2 separate regions of the Homo sapiens genome follow, and region 1 is linked to region 2. The links are chromatin loops, found by intact Hi-C in ENCODE. Cell type or tissue: prostate gland. All regions are shown on one strand.

The links. A loop is a pair of places that touch in the nucleus more often than their neighbours do. Peaks named below come from ENCODE experiments on the same cell type or tissue, not always from the same donor. Only the 100,000 strongest peaks of a DNase experiment are listed, where the experiment ranks them.
Region 1: a loop joins it to region 2, with 2.0 times the contacts of the local background. A loop is called at or near these places in 39 of 110 quality-filtered maps.

Annotation. Positions count from the first base shown.
Region 1 is chr17:55,055,520-55,058,019 of GRCh38, forward strand. The region is part of intron 12 of STXBP4 (syntaxin binding protein 4); the gene reads left to right. Among named protein-coding and RNA genes, the nearest start is that of STXBP4, 88 kb to the left of the region's middle. In prostate gland, no CTCF peak of the experiment used is centred here; a DNase peak (open chromatin) is centred at 1,212.
Region 2 is chr17:55,347,820-55,350,319 of GRCh38, forward strand. No RefSeq gene overlaps it. Among named protein-coding and RNA genes, the nearest start is that of MMD, 73 kb to the right of the region's middle. In prostate gland, a CTCF peak has its summit at 1,160; a DNase peak (open chromatin) is centred at 1,122.

The DNA.
Region 1 (2,500 bases), 290 kb before region 2:
ATACTGTCTAATCTGAACAAAGCAGCCAGAAATATTGTTTTAAAACTGCACTTAGAACTCTCCAGGACTTTCCATCTCAGTCAAAGTAAGGCAGAAATGCTGCAAGTAGAAACCTCCAAGTAACTGTTAAAGCCTATGAGGGCCTACATGACCTGCTGTCCTTTCCCCATCCTAACACTCCTTTTAAAGTACCTCAGCTCTTTCCACACTTCTCCCCTCCACCCCTTTACTCATTCTCCAGCTCATCTGGTCTCTTTGCACCATCTTTCCTCTGACCCTTACTGTGTGTGGAGGAGTTTCTTTTAGTATAACTATTACTATCTTACATCTTAAATAATTTACTTATGTTTTGCTCTTTATCTGTGTCCCCCAACTGGAGGGTAAGCTTCATGAAGACAGCTATCTTGGATTTGTTCTCTGATTTATCTTACAACAATAGCTGTTATTAGGTACTCAAACATTTGGTGAATGGATAAAGGGATAAATGGAGGATATACTTTAAGGTTAAACTGACAGCAAGTTGGGAAGTAACCGAAGATCAGATAAAAGGCTGTTGTAATAGTCTAGAACAGCAATGTCCCTTAGAAATATAATGAAAGCCACAATATATTGCTATATTTTCTAAGAGCTACATTTTTAAAAAAGGAAAAAGAAACAGGTAACGTTAATTTTAATATATTTTATTTAGTTGGATTTATCTAAAATATTACTTTAGCATGCAGTAATATTTTTAAAATTCATTATGAGATATTTTTACTTTTTTATACTGTATCTTTGAAATCTAGTGTTTTTAAAATTTAGAGCACATCTCAATTTTTACACTGAATTTTCATTGGAAATACTGGATCTGTGCTTAGATTTAATAAAATTTACAGTTGAAAAAGTAAATTCACATACTCAAATTGTTCCAAACTTATTTTAAAAGTTTCTAATGACTGAATTGAATACCAAAAATCTTTTTCTTTTAATGTTTACATCCACACTAACAAAACTATTTTATTTTCTAAGAAGAATTTGTTTTTAAGCAAGATCTTTTCAAAGCTACATCTGTTAAGTACCGTCACTAATTCTTGTCAGCTCAGTATTATTAGCATAAAATTCAAGCCTGTGAGATGGAGGCTGCAGTGAATTATGATCATGCCGCTGCACTCCAGCCTGGGCAACAGAGGAAGAACCTGTCTCAAAAACAAACAAAAAAACTGGCCAAGCCCAGTGGCTAATGCCTGTAATCTCAAAACTTTGGGAGATCTGCCAAGGCAGGCAGATCGCTTGAGCCCAGCAGTTCCATTCCAGCCTGGGCAGCATGGAGAACCCCCGACTCTACAAAAAATATTAGCATCAAATTCAAGGAGTATTACAAATAACAAAAGCAACTCTAAATTTAGCAGTATGAAGAAAGCATACTTCAAAATTTTTTCAGTTTTCATAGCCAATTTATGTAACACTATCAATAATTAAGATCTGCATATTAGCTTATAGTAGAAAAATAGGTAAAGTCATTATTTTTTATTTATATTATGAAAAAGTTCAATTTCACTATAAACTCTTATACTTATCTAGCTTCATAAACTTTCCTTTTCCTTGTAGTTTGTAGTTTAACTCATTTACATGCACTGATATTAGTGAGAAAATGTAAATCACACTGCCATTTTCTTTTGTCTGGTTACTGAATAATAGATGCACCTTCCTTTTGTTTAAGAAAACCTTTAATTGGAGTTAAAAGTACAGAAAATCTTCGTAAATCTCTTTCATAACTCAGCCAAGAAGTATTGGCAAATAACATAGCATCAGAAAATGTATTGTCCTCCTTTTTTCTTTTAACAGTTTTATAAACTACTGATGACTCAATTTACGTGCGTATACTAAACAGTGTTAGCAACTGTATCTATGATGCTTTTCATAAAATCAGCTTGAGAAAACTAAGCACAAATATTTTCAATATGTATCATACAGTGGAATAAAACAATAAAGCAGCCTCTTTCTTCTTTGAAAATGTCAATACATTCAAATTTGGTTGTTGTTGTTGTTTCTAATTTTACTTTGAGTTCTGGGATACATGTGCAGAACGTGCAGGTTTATTACATAGGTATACATATCCCATGGTGGTTTGCTGCACCTATCAACCCGACATCTAGGTTTTAAGCCTTGCATGCAGTAGGTATTATCTTTATGCTCTCCCTCCCCTTGCTCCACCGCCCGACAGGCCCCAGTGTGTGATGTTCCCCTCCCTGTGTACATGTGTTCTCATTGTTCAACTCTCACTTAAGAGTGAGAATATGCAGTATTTGGTTTTCTGTTCCTGTGTTAGTTTGCTGAGAATGATGGTTTCCAGCTTCATCCATGTATCTGCAAAGGACATGAAGTCTTTTCTTTTTTATGGCTGCATAGAATTCCATGATGTATATATGCCACATTTTCTTCATCCAGTCTATCATTGATGGGCATTTGGGTTGGTTCCAAGTCTTTGCCATTGTGAACAGTGCCACAATAAACGTACTTG
Region 2 (2,500 bases):
ACTCACTCTTTCCTCTGTGCTGTAGATGAGAACAGCTAACATTTATATATCTATTGTGTATCCACCATGTGCTATAGTCTCTTAAGTCTCAGAACTAGGAATAGCTGGGTTTCTTCTTCAGAACTCCTCTGCATTTATCTTGGCACTATGAATCATCTAACGAACCATATTTCCCTTCTTTATTGCCTTGGATGCTAAGAAGCTCAAAGCCAAATTTGTGACCTAATCTTATGATGTTATCTAAGAGCCTAGTGTTATCTCTGACTTTTTCTTATTTTTCCTGCCTTTGCTTTTTCTACACGCTAATTCTATTATTTGCTTTAATGAAAGCCATTGGGCTGTTTCTGTTTGTTTGTTTGTGGTAGGTAAGCACAAATCCTGTTTGAAATGGGTCATAATACAAATAAAAAGTAAAAGGTATCGCATATGTGTCTCTGCATATTCATACTAATCTTGCACTGTTGAGGCAAGTGGGGCTCAGAAAGGTTACATAACTTATTTAAGATCATGCAATTTTTAAGTCGAAGAGCTAGGAGTCAAATCTGTTTTCATCTGACTTCAAAGCTCAGGCTCTTGTTAGTATAATTGCTTACACTTAGTAAGCACTTACTGTGTGCCAGGTTTTGTGTTGAGTATCCTATGTATGTTATCTCATTTAACCTCACAGCAATCCTATGAAGCAGCTACTGTTATTACAACCATTTCATAGATGAAGAAAGTGAGATTTAGAGAGGCCAAATAATTTGTCCAAGGTCACCCACCTAATGCTAACATTGAGATTCAAACCTACAGGGCCTGACCTTTAAGTCTCTACACTCTTATAGTGGGGGTAAATGTACAAAAAACCAGATTCTTAATTAAGGGTTGTTTGACTTCTTTTGAATGCCCAGCTGCATAGTTATATCACAAAGCCTTATCATCTGAAAAATCCTATTGGAGAAATGGGTGTCTGGCTAGAAATAGGTATTTCTGGGTTTCACAGTTCTTCATGGAGCAGATGGATTAGAAACACAAAGTCTGTGTGCAACACTGGATTTTAAATGCCAGCCTGAGTACTAAGAGAGAGGAAGATTACCTAGCGCCCGAAGAGTGGAAATAAAAGCCATAGGGAAGGGCGGCACTGCTCACGGGCGCCATCTGGTAGTAAAGATGGGAAATTGCTCTGAGAAAAAAATGGACGTGCGAAATGAAATTCCCCTCCTGGGCCTCTTGCATGTTGAGTCCTTGAGGTATAACTTTTTCCTTCATACAAATCCTGCAAGAGAGATATTATTATCCTTATTTTATCAATGAGGAACTTAAAACTCAAAGATATCAAGTAACTTGCCAAGGGATTTGACTACAGTCTACTTAGCCTCCCCAAATCTTTATTTCCATTATACTGTGCAAACTCTCAAAAGTCGTATTTCTGGGTAGCTCCTGCCTTCTTTTACCCCTCAGGATTGGAATCACAGATGCTCCACGCTTCATTGGAACCGTCCTGAGACAGACAGGAAACATGTCAGCAGTGGGTCTCAATAGGGTTAGTGCCCTCTGTTCCAGCATAGTTGGCCTAGTTCACTGGGCAGGACTCCTGTCTTAGGCACTGGATCTGAAGCTCCAGCTCTGAATTTCAGTCACCTTGGCTGGGCTTTATTATCCTACAGCATGCTCACCCAATTCCCTCTCCTGGGGGGTGGGGAGCGCTAGATCCTCCCTACTCCATCCACTAGTTACTGACTGGGTGCTGTCATGATTACAAAAATAGCCAGCCCTGAACCACCCCATATCCCTGTGAGTGTGGTTTGGAACTCCAATGTGGTTGATTTTCCACATCTCACCAACAGCTATCTGTTAGCTGCCCAGGGTGCCCATATTGGAACCCACCAGTGTAGCTGGTTTTCTCCCAGACTATGTTCTTCCTGGCCGTTCCTTCACCAGGGACAAGATTGCTAAGGTTGCAAATTGAATTCTCACACAATTACTATTGCCCTTTGAGAAATGTGTGGGGAAATGAAAGAGAGCCTAGAAAATTGAGGATAGAAAGATGTCTGCCCCACTTTTCAAAAACAATGATGGATCCCTGATACTTCAGTTAGTATAATATTTTGTAGAAGCAAATGATGTGTGAAGAGTAAAGAAATAGTAAACAGTAAGAGTTGGGAAAATTCACTATGAATAAATCATTAGAAACCAACTTTCCTTTTTAGAAAAAGTTGTCTTACTGGTAAGATTTTGTCATGTTAGAGATACAATTTGAAAATAGACACATATTTCAAAACAAGTTAATGGAACAAATGTGCCCCTGGAGGGGATATCCAGTAGAGGAGGAATTCGAGATCAGCCTGGCCAACATGGTAAAACCCTGTCTCTACTAAAAATACAAAAATTAGCTGGGAACGGTAGTGTGAGCCCGTAGTCTTAGCTACTTCGGAGGCTGAGGCACAAGAATCACTTGAGCCTGGGAGGCAGAGACTGCAGTGAGCCAAGATCACACCACTGCAATCCCACCTGAGTGAAA